Regions from separate parts of the Homo sapiens genome. Here all the other regions are linked to region 3. Evidence: chromatin loops called from intact Hi-C (ENCODE). Cell type or tissue: heart left ventricle. All regions are shown on one strand. Links, peaks and the distances in the headings refer to the core of each region. The heading gives the core; the rest is flanking DNA.

The links. Peaks named below come from ENCODE experiments on the same cell type or tissue, not always from the same donor. Only the 100,000 strongest peaks of a DNase experiment are listed, where the experiment ranks them.
Region 1: a loop joins it to region 3, with 9 times the contacts of the local background. A loop is called at or near these places in 104 of 110 quality-filtered maps.
Region 2: it touches region 3 in a loop (5-fold over the local background); 13 of 110 quality-filtered maps call a loop at or near these places.

What each region holds. Positions count from the first base shown.
Region 1 is chr12:121,769,324-121,776,802 of GRCh38, forward strand. TMEM120B (transmembrane protein 120B) reads left to right here. Exons shown (of 12, transcript NM_001080825.2): 7 at 1,584-1,649; 8 at 2,165-2,226; 9 at 4,098-4,190; 10 at 5,335-5,399; 11 at 5,739-5,807; 12 at 6,286-7,479. The coding sequence ends at 6,399. Among named protein-coding and RNA genes, the nearest start is that of RHOF, 21 kb to the right of the region's middle. RefSeq lists an enhancer at 759-1,271 and silencers at 3,959-4,008, 5,660-5,954. In heart left ventricle, for the core only: CTCF peaks have their summits at 4,091 (motif pointing left) and 4,297; a DNase peak (open chromatin) is centred at 4,078; H3K27ac peaks cover 964 bases.
Region 2 is chr12:121,808,147-121,815,625 of GRCh38, forward strand. SETD1B (SET domain containing 1B, histone lysine methyltransferase) reads left to right here. Exons shown (of 17, transcript NM_001353345.2): 5 at 62-174; 6 at 1,457-2,689; 7 at 5,960-6,784. Among named protein-coding and RNA genes, the nearest start is that of SETD1B, 7.9 kb to the left of the region's middle. RefSeq lists enhancers at 2,185-2,994, 3,039-3,651, 5,954-6,460 and silencers at 3,886-4,205, 4,346-4,435. In heart left ventricle, for the core only: CTCF peaks have their summits at 4,011 (motif pointing left) and 4,241; DNase peaks (open chromatin) are centred at 3,451, 3,975, 4,445, 4,983 and 1 weaker place; H3K4me3 peaks cover 2,172 bases; H3K27ac peaks cover 1,185 bases.
Region 3 is chr12:121,693,511-121,700,186 of GRCh38, forward strand. No RefSeq gene overlaps it. Among named protein-coding and RNA genes, the nearest start is that of TMEM120B, 16 kb to the right of the region's middle. In heart left ventricle, for the core only: CTCF peaks have their summits at 3,778 (motif pointing right) and 3,978; no DNase peak of the experiment used is centred there.

The DNA.
Region 1 (7,479 bases), core at 1,341-6,340, 76 kb after region 3:
AGCTGCCTCGGAGATGGTGTGAGGTGCCGCGTGTGGCATCCATCAGCCTCTGCTTCTGTACAGGGCAATGTCATAGCTGCAGTCCTGTGTAAGAATGTCTGGCCAGGCACAGTGGGTCACGACTATAATCCTAGCACTTTGGAAGGCCAAGGCAAGAGGATTGCTTGAGCCCAGGAATTTGAGACCAGTCGGGGCAACATAGCAAGACCCTGTCTCTAAAAAAAAAAAAATTTAGCTGGGCGTGGTGGCGCACGCCTGTGATCCCAGCTACTCAGGAGGCTGAGGTGGGAGAATTGCTTGACCTGGGAGGTCAGGGCTGCAGTGAGCCATGATTGCACCACTGCACTCCAGACAGGGTGACAGAGTGAGACCCTGCCTGGAAAAGAGAAAACGTGTGTGTGTGTGTGTGTGTGTACATGCATGCTTATTCAACACATTTATTGAGCAGCTGCTTGGAACCCAGGGTCACAGATAGACTGGTGAACAATAGAGACAAGACCCCTGCTCAATCTAGAGGTGACATAGGGGTGGGAGAGGGGGCAGATCACAGGAAGAAAGGCACGTAATTGCAGACAGTGATCCATGCCATGAAGGAGGTGAAGTGGGGCAGTGTGATCCGAGTGGGGCCATCAGGCTGGTTCAGATAAGGCGGTCAGGAGGCCTTTGTGAGGTGACAGCTAGTCTGAAGCTTGCACTTGGACGAGGAGCCAGGCACGTCAAGGTCTTGGAGCAGAGAGAGCAGCAAGTCCAAAGGCCCTGGGTGAGCCCGCTGGGTGTAGCTGTAGGAAGTACCGCCCGCCGAGTGTCCTAAGCCACAGAGTGTATTTCCTCACAGTTTGGTGCTGGAAGTCTAGAATGGAGGTACTGGCGGGGCTGGTTTCTCCTGAGACCATTCTCTGTGGCTCACAGATGGCATCTCCCCGTGTGTCCTCATGTGGCCTTTTCTCTGTGCACAAACAGCCCTGGTGTCTCTCCCCTTCTTGCAGAGACACCAGTCACACTGGACTAGGGCCCACCAGTGTGACCTTGTTTTACCTCAGTCCCCTCTTCAAAGGCCCTGTCTTCAAATACAGTCACGGACGTTCTAAGGTGCTGGGGGGCTCAGCTTCAGTGCAGGAATTGGAGCCACTATTCAGTCTGTAGGAGGCCCTGAGGTGGCAGCAGGCAGGCTTGGCGGGTTCTAGGAGAGCCCACATTCCTGGAGGGCCTGCGTGCTGGGGAGAAGACCTGGTGGGGAGGACAGGAGCCGTGCCTGGAGCGCCCGCGTGCTGGGGAGAGGACCAGGTGGGGAGGACAGGAGTGAGGCTTGAAGGCAGGTGAGGCTAGGGGTGTGCTCTGAGGGTTGCTGGAAACCACTGGAAGCCCAAGTGGGAGTCCAGGCTAATCTGCAGCTGGTTTGTGTGGGATGGTGCAGCCCTGTGGGACAGAGAGGAGGGCACGGTCAGGGTTCCAGTCTGTTTCTTACTCCAAGAAGCCGTCTCTGAGTGCAGAGTAACCCCTGCTGCATAGGTGGGGCCTCAGCGAGACACATGCCTGCGTTGCTCTCCCCTCCTGAGCACTTTCCGTTCTCTCCCTCTCCCGAGAATTAAAGGCTGGTGGGTGTCTCACCACTACGTCTCCACATTCCTGTCCGGAGTGATGCTGACCTGGTGAGTAGCCCCTCGCTGGGCCCCTCCAGCCTCCCAGGGAGTAGAGCCTGGGGCCCGGGAATGGGGAGGGGGCTGATCCAGACAGCGGTGGGGGGTGTGCTCCAGGGCCAACTTGGGAAAGAAAGTATGAGCCTGCAGCTGCGCCGGGCTGCGCGGGCCCCACCCAGCCCGTGAGGGGTTCTCCAGGGAATGGTTTCGGGTGTCCCTGGCCAGGGCAGAGGTAGCGGGGCTGCAAGGCTGGAGGGAGCGAGTGAGGCTGGGCACTGAAGGAGACTGCGGAGGACAGAGGGGTCACAGGGAGTTAGCGCTTCTGCACGGCCATGTGGACCCCTGTGCTTCTAGAAAGGAAGATGGGATGACCTCGCCCAGCCCCAGGGATAGAAGGGCGGAAGTCTGGACCTCAGTTTGACTTTATACACCTTTTCGCCTCTTCTGGTTGGAATGGAGTTGGGGCGGGGAGGAATGTCTCATTTCATAGTGGGCCCCACCTTTGTTTTTTCCTACCTTCTCTCCAGGCCTAATGGACCCATTTATCAGAAGTTTCGCAACCAGTTCTTAGCATTTTCCATTTTTCAGAGTGAGTGACTGTTGCCTGGATTTGGGGGAAGGGACATGGTTTTCTGAGACTTTCACCAAGGGAGGGCCCCAGCTGACATCAATCAGTGCTTGCCTGTGTGGCAGGGAGACCAGACTGGGGGAGAGGGTCCCAGAAATCCAGAAGGAGAGCTGTCCCCGCCCCAGGTCAGCTCCACCCACCTCCCAGCCCCCAGCACTGCCTGCTCCTTCCCCAGGCTGGAACCCTGCCAACTGTGACCTTTGGGAACTGAGTAGCATTGGGGATACCAGCCTTTTTTCCAGTCCTAAATAAGTCCTCCAAATGGAAATATATATTATTTTTCTCATCTGAAAATTGCTCTGGATTTGTATACTGGTCCCAAGGGTTGCCTCTGGGGAAGGGGGCTTGAATGCTTGGGGACAGGGAGAGCGTCTTACTTTTCACCAACCTGTTTGTTCCCTTTAAATTTTATCCCATGTGTGTATTGCCTTTCTTTCCCTTTCTTTCTTTCTCTTTCTTTCTTTCTTTTTCTTCCTTTCTTTTTCTTTCTTTCTCTTTCTCTCTCTCTCTCTTTCTCTCTTTCTCTCTCTCTCTCTTTCTCTCTTTCTTTCTTTCTTTCTGATGGAGTCTTGCTCTGTTGCCCAGGCTGGAGTGCAGTGGCGCGATCTTGGCTCACTGCAACCTCCGCCTCCTGGGTTCAAACGATTCTTCTGCCTCAGCCTCCCGGGTGGCTGGGACTACAGGTGCGCACCACCACGCCCAGCTAATTTTTTTTATTTTTAATAAAGATGAGATTTCACCATGTTGGTCAGGGTGGTCTGGAACTCCTGACCTCAGGTGGTCCACCCACCTCTGCCACCCAAAGTGTTGGGATTACAGGCATGAGCCACCACGCCGTACCGTTTCTTTCTTTTTTTTTTTTTTTGAGATGGAGTTTCTGTCTGTCACCCAGGCTGGAGTGCGGTGTTGTGATCTCGGCTCACTGCAACCTCCACCTCCCGGTTCAAGCGATTCTCCTGCCAAGTAGCTGGGATTACAGGTGCCTGCCACCATGCCTGGTTACTTTTTGTATTTTGGTAGAGATGAGATTTCACCAGTTGGCCAGGCTGGTCTTGAACTCCTGGCCTCAAGGGATCTGCCTGCCTTGGCTTCCCAAAGTGTTGGGATTACAGGCATGAGCCATCACGCCTGGCTGTATTGACTTTTCAGATACTACAACCTACATTTTAAGTTAAAACCTGCTTGCAAACAAATACAAATGTATAAAGCCAAGAATGGAAATTGTATATCAGCCCACCCTAGAGGTGACGTTAGTTAAGATCTATGTCCTCTCAAAAGTTTTTATTCATAAATAGGTATATACATGTGTGTATTACATTATGTATCTTTTACAAGTATGGGACCTTTCTGTACATAGAGCTTTACTATTATAACCTGCCTTTTGAATTTTTAACAGTTTATCATGGCTATTTTTCATGTCATTACCACCTCATTTTTAGCAACAACGAAGTATCCCATTGGATGGAACTCTGTCTTGTGTCTTAGCATTGCACAGAGCTCCCAACATAGCACTGGCATAGCTTGCATTCCAGCAAGCATCTATTGAGTGTCTACTGCATGGAAAATTCCAGAAGTTTCAAATCTAGTTGGGGCTTAGATGGGTCCTCACATACCTGTGTTCTCTCTGTGTTCTGGATAAGGGCTAAAGCAGGTTCAGACCAGAGTGTGTGTGTCTGTTTGTGGTGTGTGGGCGTGGGAGAGGGTTGTAACCAGGGCACCCTTTCTGCTTCTGCCCAGTAAAGACCCATCAGCCTGTGCTTGGGGCAGAGAGGTGTGGCCCTGTCTTCCGGGGACACCAGGCCCTGAGCCCAGGTGCTGTGCTCCCCCTGCAGGCTGCGTCCAGTTCCTGCAATATTATTACCAGAGGGGCTGCCTCTACCGGCTGCGGGCCCTGGGGGAGAGGAACCACCTGGATCTCACAGTGGGTGAGTAGCTGGGCCTGGGTTGGAGCCGGGGCAGGTACTGGACCTGCCAGCTCCCCACACCGGGAGTGCAGCCCTGCGAGCACCTCCCATACAGCGGAGCCAGGCCGCTGCCCTTTATCCGAAGCGCCTTCCAGAATTCATCCTGGATTCTGTTTCAGCTGCCAAGTGCCAGGCCAGCTGCATACCAGGCCCCGAGGGCAGGGCCTCTGTCTCAGCCTCTGGAAGTGTCTATTTTTTTGTGTGTGTTCTAGAATACACACACACAAATTAGCCATTTGTGTGTAACATGTCTACATACCAACACGTATAAGTATATAAATGCATGTACACGGGGGAGACATGCCTCACTCTGAAGCCATAGGAGTGCCAGCCAGAAAAGTGAGGAGACACCTCATTGAGAATTTCAGGGGAAACTGTTTTTAATACAACTCTGCTATCTTTTTTTTTTTTTTTTTTTTTTTTGAGACGGAGTCTCACTCTTGCCCAGGCTGCATTGCAGTGGCACGATCTCTATTCACTGCAACCTCCGCCTCCCGGGTTCAAGTGATTCTCCCGCCTCAGCCTCCTGAGTAGCTGGGATTACAGGCATGTGCCACCACGCCCGGCTAATTTTTGTATTTTTAGTAGAAATGGGGTTTCACCTTGTTGGCCAGGCTGGTCTCAAACTGCTGGCCTCAAGTGATCTGCCCACCTTGGCCTCCCAACGTGCTGGGATTATAGGCGTGGGCCACTGCACCTGGCCAACTCTGCTGTCTTTTGACATAGTCATTTCCATCAAATTACTCTCCTAAGTAGGTCCTCCTGTCTCAAGACTCGATAGAACTAATGCATGTGAAAATTCATTATAAAATGCAAAACCCTGTGCAGATTAAAGAAATTAGTAACAACATAGCGCCCAGTGTCTGTGTGTTGTCACCTGGCTCTTGGTGGCTTGAAGAGAGAGAGCAGTCAGGCCAGGTGACAGGGTTGCTATTGTCATAGTGAATGCCCACCCAGCTATGACAGGTGAGGGCTGACCCCCCGCATGTGTGACTGTCCCTGGCTCATCTTAGGGTGACTGGTGTGGCTGGGGGTGGGCGTCTGGTGGAGCTGTGGGGGCAGCGGACCCCCTCAGCGGGTCCTTTTTCTTCCCTCCTCTCCACAGAAGGGTTCCAGTCCTGGATGTGGCGGGGCCTCACCTTTCTCCTGCCCTTCCTCTTCTGTGGCCATGTGAGTCCCCCTGGAGTTTGTGGGTATCTCCTGTCTGGGCTGACCCCCAGGAACAGAAGGTCTTCAGGCCTTGCCCTCCTTCTCCATCCGTCCCCATGCTGGGGCCCACAGCATCCTGGGGCCGGGGCAGCCTCTGGGCCCAGGGATGCCAAGGCAGGAGCCAGAACTGACCTAGCTCTGCCCTGGCCTCGGGTGCCTGCATTTCATTTTGGGGGTGTCTGTCAGTGTTGTGGGTAGTTGATACCCAAAGTTGGGTGAGGGGCCTGGCCATCACCCTGGCTTTCTACGTGGCCGGCCAGGGGAGTCTGGTGGGTGAGCAGCGCCTGCCTTCCTCTCCAGTTCTGGCAGCTCTACAATGCCGTCACGCTGTTTGAGCTCTCCAGCCACGAGGAATGCAGAGAATGGCAGGTATGGGGGGTGGGGGCATGCTCGGGGGAGGTTCCCGGGAGGGCTGGGGTGGCAGGGATGGGGTGTATGTGTGGCATGCTGGGGTGCGGATTCCTGGGGAGGGCTGGGATGGCAGATGTGGGGGTGGGGTGTGTGCGTGTGTGTGGTGTGCTGTGGGGAGGTTCCTGGGGCGGGCTGGGCTGGCAGGTGTGGGGTGTTGTGGGGGGCCTGCTTGGCGGGAGGCTTCTGGAAGGGCTAGGGGTGGAGCCTCTCCCAATCTGTGGATCCCAAGGAGGTTCGCCCCATCGAGCCCTTCCCAGGCCCTGCCCAAGCCTGAGGCCTCACCCTTCCCCCAGGTCTCCTGAATCTCTGCCTTCGATGGCAAAACCCTGCAGTTTGGGAGTTTGGGGGCAGCTGTGCTGGAGATTCTGGGGTGCTGGGGGCAGGGGTTCAGCAGGGCAGATGCCCCAGCCTCGCCCTCCTCTCTGGACTCCCCCAGGTGTTCGTACTGGCGTTCACCTTCCTCATCCTCTTCCTCGGCAACTTCCTGACCACGCTCAAAGTCGTGCATGCCAAGCTCCAGAAGAACAGAGGCAAGACAAAGCAGCCGTGAGCCTCGGGCTCCTGTGCCCTCGGCCCGGACTTCAGACTGCAGGGGGCTCCCGGGCTCCTTCCCAGCAGCCCTCTCAGGCCCGTGGCATCGCTGGGAGAGGGCCCAGGCCCTGGTCCCCCAGTGGACCCCAGTGGTCTAGAGGAATGTGAGCCCCGCCTGTCCGCACAGTGTCCGCCCACCTATTTATGACATATTTAATGCTGGGTCCCCCATCGTCCCTGGAACCCGAGGCCTCACTCCTGTGCTTGAAGGTGGCTGAGGCCGGGCCAGTCTTCCTGGGGATGGGGCCTGAAGCCTCAGGGAGCCCCTCTGTTCCCACTCCTGTCATTTGAACCCCTCTGGGTGGGGTTTGGATGTGCCTCGCGGGGTTGGATTTATGCTGACCTGCTACTTACCAGGCCCAGGCTGGGGTGGTGTGAACCCTCAGTGTCCTGTGGCGCCCCCACCCCGGGGCCACTCTGCTTCTGCTGTGAGCCCCCTCCTCGCCCACCCCGCCACGTGGTGAGGGTTATTTTAAGTTCTCAGAGACCCACCGCGTCTGCCTCGTGCTCTTCTTGCCCCTGGAGCGCTGGGGGCATCCTGAGTCAGGCTGTGAGAAGATTCGCCACCAGAGGGCGCCCCGGGCCCTGGGTCGTCCAAGGGGACAAGGACGTTCCCGTCTGTGCTTCGGGGTTCCCTGACCCCCCCATCCTGCAGCCCACCTTCCTGCAGTGTCGTGGCAGGTACTTGGAGAGTGGGACCAAGACCCTTGGCCCCTGTGGAGGGGAACCACCTCCCCCCTCCTTCCCAGAGCTTCTGGATGTTGTGGGAGGGAGGTGGGGGTGCCTGGCAGGCTCACCCCCAGGGGCCGCACCCTGAGGCGGGGTCAGAGCCACTGGGCATCGCTTGGGTGAGATTCTGCATTCGACGGGAGGCAGAGAGGCCACCAGGTTTGGCTGAGTGCTCTGCCCCACCATTCATATATGGGCCTCAGCTCCCCCTAACTGTGGCCCTACAAATCCCTAGGCCAGACCTCACAGCAGTGCCCACAGGCATGCCTTGTTTAGCCCTCCTCAAGGAATTTTAAAATTTTTAATTACT
Region 2 (7,479 bases), core at 1,463-6,462, 110 kb after region 3:
CTTGTGGGGGCTGCCCCATCCTGGAACCTCACTGAGTTCCCCCTTTCCTGCCCATCTACAGGGGAAACCCGAATGCGGTTCTATGAACTGTTGGTCACTGGCCGATACACCCCCCAGACCCTCCCAGTGGGCGAGCTGGACGCTGTCTCTCCAATCGTGAATGAGACCCTGCAGGTGGGTTTATGGCCGTCAGTCTGCCCCATCGCCAGCTCTTTGATGTGCCCCCCACCTCTGGAAAGCCTCACCAACTCTCTTATGGGACCCCCAGCCTACCCCCACCTCACTCCAGCTTTGGAGACCAAGGCCTAGGAGGGTGTGAAGCCTGGCCACGCCCCCCACAATTGGGAGCAGGGCCTAGAGCCCCATTTTCCCAAGTGCTCCTGCAGTAGGGCTCCATGGGATTGGTTCTGTTTCCTGTGGCTTCTCCCCTCCCCAGCACAGGCTGTGATTCCCACAGACCCAGAGCCTGCCCTGGCCCGCTTTTCCACGTTGATGCCAAACATTGCTGTTTCCGGGGTCCTTAGTGTCTGGTGTCCTGGGCATGCCACTACCCCTAAACCCAGAAACCAGAGTTCATGCCCTGCCTTCCAGAGCAAGGCTGACTCCTTCCAAACCACTGCCTTCCAGGACACAGGGACAACTCTCGCGTGGGGCGAGTCTCATGCCAGCTCCTCCCTGGCATCAGGCTGACTAGCTGCCACTGGCCTGTTCATCACTTTTTTTTTGTTTTATTTATTTTTTTGAGACAGAGTCTCAGTCTGTCCCCAGGCTGGAGTGCAGTGGTGCGATCTCAGCTCACTGCAAGCTCCACCTCCTGGGCTCAAGTGATTCTCTTGCCTCAGCCTCCTGAGTAGCTGGGATTACAGGCACACGCCACCACACCTGGCTAATTTTTATATTTTTGGTTAGTAGAGGTGGGGTTTCACCATGTTGTCCAGGCTGGTCTTGAACTCCTGACCTCAAGTGATCCACCTGCCTCGGCTTCCCAAAGTGCTGGGGTTACAGTCATGAGCCACCACGCCTGGCCTCTGTTTATCACTTTAAATCCTAAAGCACTGGGTGACTAGGAGGACAAAGCCCTTGGCCATCCTCTCGTGCACAAGATTGTAGTTCTTGGTCATAATCCTGCCTGGAAGGTCTTTGATTTCTGACAGCCTGAGGCAGAAAGAAAATCCCAGCCTAAACCAAGATGTTACAGTCTTCTTTTTTCTCTGCCTCCTCTGGAATTAGGAATGACCCTCAAGGTTCCCTGAACATATTTGGCTACCCCTAAGATTAGAGAAAAAGTTAGTACCATCCTGACACTCCTCCTCAATCTCCCCCACTTCCATTCCTTATGCTGCAGTTCTAGAGCAGTTTGGCTCTGAGCTTCCCAGCAGCCAGAGTGAGAAGGGAAAATAGCCCTGTTCCATTGCATGTTTTCCCCCAGTGGTCTGACATCTCTGTCTCTCCTTAGCTGTCAGATGCCCTGAAGCGCCTCAAGGATGGAGGCCTGTCTGCAGGCTGTGGCTCCGGCTCCTCCTCTGTCACCCCCAATAGCGGTGGGACACCCTTCTCCCAGGACACAGCTTATTCCAGCTGCCGCCTGGACACACCCAACTCCTATGGACAGGGCACCCCGCTCACACCGCGCCTGGGCACCCCTTTCTCACAGGACTCCAGCTACTCCAGCCGCCAGCCCACACCCTCATACCTCTTCAGCCAGGACCCTGCAGTGACCTTCAAGGCCCGGCGCCACGAGAGCAAGTTCACGGACGCCTACAACCGCCGCCACGAACATCATTATGTACACAATTCTCCCGCGGTCACTGCGGTGGCCGGGGCCACAGCCGCTTTCCGGGGTTCCTCGGACCTCCCGTTCGGAGCAGTCGGCGGCACTGGGGGCAGCAGCGGTCCCCCGTTCAAGGCTCAACCACAGGATTCAGCCACATTTGCCCACACTCCACCACCCGCCCAAGCAACCCCTGCTCCTGGATTCAAGTCTGCTTTCTCTCCGTATCAGACCCCAGTGGCCCACTTCCCTCCACCCCCGGAAGAGCCCACCGCCACAGCCGCTTTTGGGGCCCGCGACAGTGGGGAGTTCCGGAGGGCACCGGCGCCCCCACCCCTGCCACCTGCTGAGCCTCTGGCCAAGGAGAAGCCAGGCACGCCACCCGGCCCGCCGCCCCCCGACACCAACAGCATGGAGCTGGGCGGCCGGCCCACCTTCGGCTGGAGTCCTGAGCCCTGTGACAGCCCTGGCACGCCCACGCTGGAGTCGTCCCCTGCAGGGCCAGAGAAACCCCACGACAGCCTGGACTCGCGCATCGAGATGCTGCTGAAGGAGCAGCGCACCAAGCTGCTCTTCCTGAGGGAGCCGGACTCGGACACCGAGCTGCAGATGGAGGGCAGCCCCATCTCCTCCTCCTCCTCCCAGCTCTCCCCACTGGCCCCCTTTGGCACCAACTCCCAGCCAGGCTTCCGGGGCCCCACGCCCCCCTCGTCACGCCCCTCCAGCACCGGCCTGGAGGATATCAGCCCAACACCCCTCCCAGACTCCGACGAGGACGAGGAGCTCGACCTGGGCCTTGGGCCTCGGCCTCCACCTGAGCCAGGCCCCCCGGACCCTGCTGGGCTTCTGAGCCAGACAGCTGAGGTGGCCTTGGACCTGGTTGGAGACAGAACCCCGACCTCAGAGAAGATGGATGAGGTACCACCGTGTCTGTCCATCTGTCTGGGACTGGTTTTGTCTATCTTGTATCTCCCTTTCCCCCTTCAAGCATTTAGCATGACTAGCTAAGATGCGGAAGCAATGGGGCTAGGAAAGCCAATATAACAGGTGGAACTTACAGAATAAAAAGGGGATGCAGAAAACACCAGGGGCTGTGATTGAGCAATTGGTTTGGCAATGAGCTCCCTAGCAGCCGTGGAGAGAAGGAAAGCATGGCCTAGTTCTGATGCTCTCCTTGTTAGGTAAGAAGTCAGCTTTTCCTAGGGATAAATTCTGGCCTGAGCTGCTTTGGTAGGCGTTTGCTGAGAGTTCAGAGAGTATGAGCTGTGGGGATGGCTCTTGGTCCCCTTGTCTGTTGCGTGGCTTGGGAATGATCAGGGAGAGTCCTGGCCCTCAGGCAGAGGGGAGGAGAGAGATTGGCCAGAATACTGTGCTGGGCTAAGTGGGGTGAAGCCCCGGAGCATTGTCTCCTAGAGCCTGGTGCCCTCTGAAGAGGGGGAAACCATGGCAGACAGGGAGGGTGCTGGTTTCCCTTCTTCTCCCACTGGCTCCAGGGATGAAGGAGTTAAGAGCTAACTTGGGGTGGGGGTGGGGTGCCATGTAGCCAGAAAAAGGCAAAGTTGACCATCCCCCACCCTCTCCTCAGGTCATGGGGTCTCGTTGCCTAAACCTCCAGCCTCAGGAAGTCCCGCCCAGGGGTTGGGGGTGAGGGTGCCACGTGCCAGGTTCCCCTGGGAGGGTGTTGGGTCATCTTCCTTGGCTCCACTCCTCCTTCTCGGTCCAGGCACCTGCCTTGGAGCCGTAGTCCCGGTGGGCATGGGCAGTCAGGGGCTTAGACAGAGCTCTGCGTCCCTGTGGGCGGAGGGGAGGAGGACTGCCCCCTTCTTGGGCCCTTTGATTAGGCGGGTCTGGCTGCATCAGGGAGGAACGAGAGGAACTTGGCTTGCCTGGGAGGGTGCTGCAGGTGGCTGGGGCTCCAGGGGGCCTCCAAGCAGTTCTGGGGAAGTGGTTTCTGGCATCAAGGGGTCCAGGCAGGGGGCCTTGGCAGGGGGCGTTGACAGGTGTGCAGCTGTAGGGGGGCCGCCGGCCCTGGCACCCGTCTCCTCCGCTCCGTCTAGGCTGCCTGGGGTGAGGAGTGTTTACCATGCTGACCACGGTCCAGGGCTGAGAGGCCCGCAGTGGCTGGAGCGAAAGGCAGGCTGAGGCCCCGGGAGCGAGGGTCTGGGACTGCCCGGCCGCCAGCGCAGGGAGTCGCCGAGTGCCGGGAAGCTCCGGGCCGGCCCGCGGGCGCCCCCTGCTGGCGCCGGGGAATAGCGCCTGGGCTTTCTGCGGCCGCGCGCAGTGCGGGGAGCTGGACCCCGTCCCATCCTAGGTGGGGGAGCGGCGCAGGCGGGGCCAGCCGAGGGTGCAGGGGGGGCTTTTCTTCTAAACAGTGGCTGGTCGTTAAAAGTTCAGGCTCAAGTTCTTGAGTCCTGCCAAGTCACTTACTGGTTATGTGACCCTGGAAAAGGCACTTTTGCCTTTCTGAGTCTCAGTTTCGTCATCTGCCAAATGGGCCTGTGAGAGTCCCTGCAGCACAGGACCTCAGCTTAAGTGAGGTGCCGCACAGGATGCTCCCGGCACCGCCAGGCCTGCTGGACTCCCAGTTCTCAGCAAATTCCTGCCGCTTCTCACCCCGAGACTGCTGGGCAGAGGGAGGGGCAGGGCCGGCCGGGGCTGGAGCGCAGGATCTGCCTCCCTGTGATTGGCTGGCGGCGGCGGCCCGGGTTAACCCTCTGTGTGCCGCGGCGCGCTGTGCTCGGCTCTGTCCAGGACTGATCTGGGGAGTGCTCTCTGAGGATCCACCCGAGCCCGTCTGTCTCTTCTTGATGTGCATGGGGATCCTGAGAAGGAGAGTGTGTGCGTGCGTGCGTGTGTGTGTGTGTATGTGTGCACAGAGGGGACCTGGTAAAGTCCAGAGCTTCCTGCCGCTGCCTTAGTTTGGGTAGTCTCCGTCCTCCTACCCCGCTACCTGCAGTTTTCCTCTGAGGCCTTCCTCACCTGTAGTCTGACCTCTGATCTTGCAACTTGCACAGACTCCACCTCCACCCCCACTCCCCCTCAGCCTTCAAAGGTCCCCCCACCCCAAGTCCAGACCTGTCCACTCGGCTCCCTAAAGCCCCACGCCCATCCTTGACACCTCCCACATTTACCCCTCACCACCGCCCTGGATCCCAGCTGCAGCCCCGCACTGGGCAGGTCCTGGGCTCCAGACCTTCTTCTGACTGGCTGTGCCGCGGGGCCACGGCTGAGGCTCTGAGTGTGTTTATTAACTGTCAAATGGGTCGGAGCAGAGCCCCCCGCCCTGTGAGGTTATCTTTCGGATAAAAAATGAGGCAGCCGTCTGCAGCGCTTAGCCCCACGCGGGCCCACACTGATTGTGCAGTCACGAGACTAGGTGAAAAGAGTAATCAAGGAAAAATAAATAACAACACACTTCCTGTTTATGGGCCTTAGTGCTGCTAAACCCCCGCTCCAATGTCACCTTTCCTGCCTGGCCGTCTGCCGCAGAGTGAGGACAGCAGGGTGACTGAGAGCACAGGCTGCAGAACCACTTCCTGGTTCAAATCCCGGCTCCATCTCTTCTTGGCTGTGTGGCCTTGGGCAGGTTACTTAAATTCTCTGTGCCCCAGTTTCCTCGTGGGGCAAAAATGGAGTTGAAAATAGGGCTGTTCTGAGGATTAGCTGAGTTAATAAATGTGGAGCGTTTAGAAAGGCCCTGGCACATAAGAGACACTATGGAAGTGGCAACTATTTCTGCACACAAGTTGCAACAGAATCTCTGAAATTGCAACAGTTTCATCCTCTGTGCCCCACCCGTCTCCCTGCCTTCTTTCTCTCCCTCACGTTTCCCGTATTCACCCTCATCATCCTTTTGCCTTTTCCTGCTGGCTCCGCTCCACAAGAGTAAGATGTTTGCCTGCCTCTTCAACTTTGTGTCCCCAGCACCTAGACCAGTGCCTGGCACACAGGTACTGAGCAAATGTTTGTTGAATTGGAATGAATGAATGAATTCTAGTGGTAACTCCATGAGGCAGGGACTATGATGCCCATTTTGCAAATGAAGACGCTGAGGCTTGGAGAGGCTGAATGGCTTGCACTGGGTCACACAGCTGGGAGTGCCACTGATTGCTAGTCTTGCAGAGGGGACTCCGAGAGCCCCTTGGCCTTCCAGACTCACCTCACTGTCTCTCCCTGCTCTCTCTGCAGGGCCAGCAGTCCTCAGGCGAGGACATGGAGATCTCGGATGACGAGATGCCCTCGGCCCCCATCACCAGCGCTGACTGCCCCAAGCCCATGGTGGTGACCCCAGGAGCGGCAGCCGTGGCAGCCCCTTCTGTGCTAGCCCCAACCCTGCCGCTGCCCCCGCCACCTGGCTTCCCCCCGCTGCCCCCCCCACCACCACCACCCCCACCGCAGCCTGGCTTCCCCATGCCCCCACCGCTGCCCCCACCGCCGCCCCCACCCCCTCCAGCCCACCCTGCTGTGACAGTGCCCCCACCACCCTTGCCAGCGCCGCCTGGAGTCCCGCCCCCACCCATCCTGCCACCACTGCCCCCCTTTCCGCCGGGCCTGTTCCCTGTGATGCAGGTGGACATGAGCCACGTGCTGGGTGGCCAGTGGGGCGGCATGCCCATGTCCTTCCAGATGCAAACGCAGGTGCTCAGCCGGCTGATGACGGGCCAGGGCGCCTGCCCCTACCCGCCCTTCATGGCCGCTGCGGCCGCCGCTGCCTCAGCTGGGCTCCAGTTTGTCAACCTGCCGCCCTACCGGGGCCCCTTCTCCCTGAGCAACTCCGGCCCAGGCCGCGGGCAGCACTGGCCACCACTGCCCAAGTTTGACCCGTCAGTGCCTCCACCAGGCTACATGCCACGCCAGGAGGACCCACACAAAGCCACGGTGGATGGCGTCCTGCTGGTGGTCCTCAAAGAACTCAAGGCCATCATGAAGCGTGACCTGAACCGCAAGATGGTGGAAGTGGTGGCTTTCCGGGCCTTTGACGAGTGGTGGGACAAGAAGGAGCGGATGGCCAAGGTGGGTGGGTGGGTGCAGGGCTCTGCAGGGTGGCTGTGGAGGGGGGCAGGTCCCCAGCCGGGCACCTCCTCTTTCCCTGAGACTGTTAACTGGAAACGCTGCCGTGGACCCCACTATGGGAGCTCCATTTCATGTGGCCACTTTCAAAGTTCCGCAAACTGTGCTCCACTTCAGCAGCCACTAGATGCACACGGCTCTTTGAATTTAAATGAGTGGCCAGGCATGGTGGCGTACACCTTTAATCCCAGCACTTTGGGAGGCTGAGGTGGGAGGATTGCTTGAGCCTAGGAGTTCAAGATCAGCCTGAGCAGTATAGCAAGAGCCCATCTCTAAAAATAAATGTGCAAATTAACTTAAATGAATTAAAACAGAGTAAAATTAAAACTCCTCCTTTGTACATGCCACATTTCAAGTGCTCGGGAGCCACAGGTGCCTAGTGGTAGTACACAGGATAGCTGGTGCAGACTGCCCCCCCCGCCCATTGCAGACAGCTCACAGCTGCGACTCCCTTTGAACTTGACTCCCCTCACCTCCCCTCATGCCGCCTTTTACACGGAGCCCTGTCTTGGACCACTTTTTTCCTTTTTTTGTTTTTTTGAGACAGGGTCTCGCTGTATCGTCCAGGCTGGAGTGTAGTGGCGCAATCATAGCTCACTGCACCCTCAACCTCCCTGTGCTCAAGGGATCCTCTCACC
Region 3 (6,676 bases), core at 1,505-6,504:
ATGTCACAGCAGCGAAATGAATGAATTATAGTCACATGTAACAATGGCTGAGTCTAATATGGAGCTATAATACCAACTACAGGAAGACAGATAGACATGTATATATATATGTGTGTGTGTGTGTGTGTGTGTGTATAATTTATATTAATAATTATGTTCAGCCAGGTGCTGTGGCTCACGCCTATAATCTCAGCACTTTGGAAGGCTGAGGCGGGCAGATCATCTGAGGTCAGGAGTTCGAGACCAGCCTGGTCAACATGGTGAAACCCTGTCTCTACTAAAAATACAAAAATTGGCGTGGTGGCATGCGCTTGTAATTCCAGCTACTCAGGAGGCTGAGGCAGGAGAATCACTTGAACCCAGGAGGTGGAGGTTGCAGTGAACTGAGATGGCACCATTGCACTCCAGCCTAGGCAACAGAGCAAGACTCCATCTCAAAAAATAAATAAATAAATAAATAAAAATAATTATGTTCATACATAACTTTAAAAATAAAAGATCCAAACCAGGAAAAATAAATATAAGTGGTAAAACTACAAAGAAAAGCAACTAAATTACCAGAAAAGCAAGGCTGTGGTTACGTCTGGGGGAAAGAAGGAGGCCAAGGCTGAGAGTCTGCATGTTCCAGGATTCTGGGCTCTGGCAGTGATTAATTTCATGACCTGGGTGGTATGTACCTAGGTGTTCAGCTTACTATTACTTGACAAACTGTACATAATGGTTTTTGTGCTTTCCTCTATGCTTATTTCGTGAGAAAATATAAATGTAAAAAAAAGCTGACAAAAGCAAGTCTCAGCACATTGTTGTTTTAAATGTAATAGATTAGTATACAATTTATTTACAAGATGAACAGTACACAACATAATGAGATATAAAAGAACATAAATTGAACTAGAATGATATACCCCAAGTTCACAATAGTGGTTGCTTCTGGAGAGTGAGAAAGTGGGGATTAATGTATAATTATATGCCAGGTGCAGTAGCTCACACCTGTAATCCCAGCACTTTGGGAGGCCAAGACAGGAGGATCGCTTTGAGACCAGCCTGGTCAACATACTGAGACTGCCATCTCTACAGAAAATGTAAAAAATTAGCCGGGTGTGGTGGCATGCACTTGTAGTCCCAGCTACTCGAGAAGTTGAGGTAAAAGGATCACTTGAGCCTGGGAGGTCAAGGATACAGTGAACTGAGATCACATCACCGTGCTCTAGCCTGGGCGACAGAGACAGACCTTGTCTCAAATAAATAAATAAATTAAATATTTTTTAAAAGGCCAGGCCTGGTGGCTCACGCCTGTAATTCCCAGCACTTTGGGAGACCGAGGTGGGCAGATCACGAGGTCAATAGATCGAGACCATCCTGGCCAAAATGGTGAAACCCCATCTCTACTAAAGATACAAAAATTAGCTGGGCATGGTGGCTTACACCTGTAGTCCCAGCTATTCAGGAGGCTGAGGCACAAGAATCACTTGAACCTGGGAGGCGGAGGTTGCAGTGAGCCGAGATCGTGCCACTGCACTCCAGCCTGGGTGACAGAGTGAGATTCTGTCTCAAAAAAAGAAAAAAAGAGGCCAGGTGCGGTGGCTCATGCCTGTAATCCCAGCACTTTGGGAGGCCGAGGCGGGTGGATCATGCGGTCAGGAGATCGAGACCATCCTGGCTGACATGGCGAAACCCCATCTCTACTAAAAATATAAAAAATTAGCCAGGCGTGGTGGTGGGCGCCTGTAGTCCCAGCTACTTGGGAGGCTGAGGCAGGAGAATGGTGCGAACCTGGGAGGCGGAGCTTGCAGTGAGCCGAGATCGCACCACTGCACTTCAGCCTGGATGACAGAGCAAGACTCCGTCTCAAAAAAAAAAAAATATATATATATATATATATATATAATTATATAATAATATGTAATTCTAATCTAGTGGTTTTTAAGGTATTCACAGGGTTGTGCGACCACTACCGCTATCTACTTTTGGAATATTTTCATCACTTCGAAAGGAACCTGATACCCATTAGTTGTCACTCTTCCTTTCCCCACTCCCCCAGCCCCTGGCAAGCACTTCTCTGCTTTCTGTCTCTCTGAATTTGCCTGTTCTGGACATTTCCTATAAGTGGAATCATACCCTATGTAGTCTTTTGTGATGCACGACCTTCACTTCCCACGATGTCTTCAAGGTTTTTCCATGTGACAACCTGTGTCAATACATCATTCTGTTGGATGGCTGAATCATATTCCATTGTGCGGTAGATCACATTTTGTTTATTCATTCATCAGTGGATGGACACTTGCATTGTTTCCACTTTTTGGCTTTTAGGAATAATGCTAGTATCAACATTTGTGTACAAGTTTTTGTGTGGACATAATGTTTCATTTCGTTTGGTGCTACACCCAGAAGTGGAATCGCTCTGTCGTATGGTAACGGTGTTTCATATTTTGAGGAACTGCCAAACTGTCTTCCGAAGTGGCTGCACCATTTCACATTCCCATCGGTAATACGTGAGGGTCTTAATTTCTCCACATCTTTAACATTTATGATTGTCTTTTTAACTTTAGCTATTCTAGTGAGTGAGATCACTCTGATCCGATTTGCATTTCCCTAATAATTAATGATGTTGAACTCAGGATGTCTTTGTTAAATGCAGAAATAACCATGTAAATTTCCAGATTAAATCGCCACATCAAAATTTTTATATGATTAATTTGAACAATTAATACTTTAGTTATTTTCTGATTACAAAAGCAGTATATACTCAAATGATTATTCCCAAAGTCAGGGTAATCCTTTGAGGGGAAGAGAGAGAGAGCCAGGATCGGAGAAGAGGGACATTGGTCATTTAAAGCGATGGCATGGCCAGGCCCAGTGGCTCACACCTGTAATCCCAGCACCTTGGGAGGCCAAGGTGGGAGGATCACTTGAGGTAAGGAGTTTGAGACCAGCCTGGCCAATATGGTGAAATACCATCTCTACAAAAATACAAAAATTAGCTGGGCATGGTGGTGGGTGCCTGTAATCTCAGCTACTTGGGAGGCTGAGCAGGAGAATCCTTTGAACCCTGGAGGCAGAGGTTGCAGAGAGCCGAGATCAGGCCACTGTACTCCAGCCTGGGGAACAAGGGCAAAACTCCATCTAAAAAAAAAAAGAAAAGAATGATGGCAATGTCTTCTTCTTGACCTGGGTCAGTTACACAGATTGACTTTGTAATTATTATTTAAATTACATCTGTACATTTTTTTTTTTTTTTTGAGATGGAGTCTCGCTCTGTCACCCAAGCTGGAGTGCAGTGGCGTGATCTCAGCTCACTGCAAGCTCCACCTCCCGGGTTCACGCCATTCTCCTGCCTCAGCCTCCCGAGTAGCTGGGACTACAGGCGCCCACCACCACGCCCGGCTAATTTTTTGTATTTTTAGTAGAGACGGGGTTTCACTGTGTTAGCCAGAATGGTCTCGATCTCCTGACCTTGTAATCCACCCGCCTCGGCCTCCCAAAGTGCTGAGATTACAGGCGTGAACCACCATGCCCGGCCTACATCCGTACATTTTATGCACAAAAGATTATTACTGTTTCACATTATTACTGTGGAAAATTTGGAAAGCAAATGTTTTGCCTTATCAAAGATGAATAAGGATGAATGTTTACACCATCTAATCATATCAGTGAGTTTTTCTTTGAGTGGTAGGTTTTCAGATTGTGAGAAAAATGGAAAAATAATATTTGTTAATAAATCTTCAACAAACGTTTCGCCTTTTGTTAGATGAAAGAAATTTCAAGATGTTGCCAGCAGGTGGCAGAATAAAATAAGATTTAATCTTGTAGCCCAAAAAGCAAATCAAAACAAAAACGTAAGCAGCAGCCAGCCCTTTACCTGGTCATTGGAAAACATTTCTTATAAATTTCCCAGCCATATCTGCCATAATAGAAAATAACCTGGTAAACAGGGCCTCATTGGAAAACTTTCATTTTATTTTTTTTGAGATGGATCTCGCTCTGTTGCCCAGGCTAGAGTACAGTGGCGTGATCTTGGCTCACTGCAAACTCTGCCTCCTGGGGTCAAGCGATTCTCCTGCCTCAGCCTCATGAGTAGCTGGGATTACAGGCGCCCGCACCATGCCCGGCTAATTTTGGTATCTTTACTAGAGATGGGGTTTCACCATGTTGGCTAAAACTTTAAATTTGGACACCAAGCCAAAAAAATCATTCTCATCATCCCTTTCATTAAGATACATTTATTTGGGGCAGGAGGGAGGATGCAAAAACTGGGAAGAGGGTGGTGGCAGTGATGGGAGATGGGTTATGTATCAGGTGTGATGATTGGATAAATAAATACAATAAGGAGGCCAGGCACAGTGGCTCATGCCTGTAATCCCAGCACTTTAAGAGGCTGAGGCCAGTGGATCACCTGAGGTCAGGAGTTGGAAACCAGCCTGGCCAACATGGTGAAACCCTGTCACTATCAAAAAAGGAAAAAATTAGCTGGGTGTGGTGGTGGGCACCTGTAATCCCAGCTATTTAGGAGGCTGAGGCATGAGAATCTCTTGACCTGGGAGGCGGAGGTTGCAGTGAGCCAAGATCATGGAATGCCATCACATTCCATCCTGTCTATCCTGGGCAACAGAGCAAGACTCCATCTCAAAAAAAAAAAAAAAAAGGCCAGGCGCGGTGGCTCATGCCTGTAAATCCCAGCACTTTGGAAGGCCGAGGCGGATGTATCACAAGGTCAGGAGATCGAGACTATCCTGGCTAACACAGTGAAACCCCGTGTCTACTAAAAATACAAAAAATTAGCCGGGTGCGGTGGTGGGCACCTGTAGTCCCAGCTACTCCGGAGGCTGAGGCAGGAGAATGGTGTGAACCCGGGAGGCGGAGCTTACAGTGAGCCAAGATCGCGCCACTGCACTCCAGCCTAGGTGACAAAAAAAAAAAAAAAAAAGATCGAAGAACTGTTTCATATTACAGGCAGCCAAAGAGACATGACACCTGAATGTGATGGAGAATCTTGGATTGGATCCTTTGCTATAAAGGATGCCGGCCGGGCGCGGTGGCTCATGCCTGTAATCCCAGCACTTTGGGAGGCCAAGGCGGCAGATCACCTGAGGTCGGGAATTCGAGACCAGCCTGACCAACATGGAGAAACTCCGTCTCTACTAAAAATACAAAATTAGCCGGGCGTGGTGGCGCATGCCTGTAATCCCAGCTACTCGGGAGGCTGAGGCAGGAGAATTGCTTGAACCTGGGACGCGGAGGTTGCGGTGAGCCGTGATTGTGCCATTGCACTCCAGCCTGGGTAACAAGAGTGAAATTCCGTCTCAAAAAAAAAAAAAAAGAAAGAAAAATATAAAGGATGCCATTGGAGGGTGGGCATGGTGGCTCATGCCCGTAATCCCAGCACTTTGGGAAAGGCTGAGGCTGGAGGATTGCTTGAGCCCAGTAGTTTGAGACCAGGCTAGGCAGCATGGTGAGATTCAGCTCTACAAAAGTCACCAAAGACCATACATAGTAAGACTCCATTCATATGAAATGTCCAGAATAGGCAAATCTTTTTTTTTTTTTTTTTTTTTTTTTTGGGATGGAGTCTTGCTCTGTCGCCCAGGCTGGAGTGCAGTGGCGCAATGTCGGCTCACTGCAAGCTCTGCCTCCTGGGTTCACACCATTCTCCTGCCTCAGCCTCCAGAGTAGCTGGGGCTACAGGCGCCCGCCACCATGCCCGGCTAATTTTTGTTGTATTTTTTTTAGTAGAGACAGGGTTTCACCGTGTTAGCCAGGATGGTCTCGATCTCCTGACCTCATGATCCGCCTATATCGGCCTCCCACAGTGCTGGGATTATAGGCGTGAGCCATCGTGCCCGGCCAGAATAGGCAAATCTCTATAGAGAAAGTAGATTAGTGGCTTCCAGGAGCTGATGGTAAAGGAGTGACTGTTAATGGGTATGAGGTTTTTTGGGGGAGCATGATGAAAATGTCCTGGAGTTAGGTCATGGTAGTGGTTGTATAACCTATGAATTTACTAAAAACCACTGAATTATTGCTTTTAAAACCAACTTAAAGGGGTAAATGATATCTTAATACAGGTGTTATCTTTATTGCTTCCTTTTTTTTTTTTTTTTTTTTTTTTTTTTTTGCAGACAGAGTCTCGCTCTGTCGTCCAGGCTGGAGGGTAGTGGTGAGATCTTGGCTCACTGCAACCTCCACCTCCCAGGTTCAAGCAATTCTCCTGCCTCAGCCTCCCAAGTAGCTGGGATTACAGGCATGCGCCACCACGCCCGGCTAATTTTGTATTTTTAATAGAGATGGGGTTTCACCATGTTGGCCAGGCTGGTCTCAAACTCCTGACCTCAAGTGATCTATCCTCTCAGCCTCCCAAAGTGCTGGGATTACAGGCATGAGCCACTGTGCCTGACCAAAACATTTATTTATTTATTTATTTATCTATCTATCTGAGATGGAGTCTCGCTCTCTCACCCAGGCTGGAGTGCGGTAGTGCGATCTCGGCTCACTGCAAGCTCCGCCTCCCGGGTTCACGCCATTCTCCTGCCTCAGCCTCCCAAGTAGCTGGGAATACAGGTGCCCGTCACCACGCCCGGCTAATTTTTTGTGTTTTTAGTAGAGACGGGGTTTCATCGTGTTAGCCAGGATGGTCTGGATCTCCTGACCTCGGGGTCCGCCCGCCTCGGCCTCCCAAAGT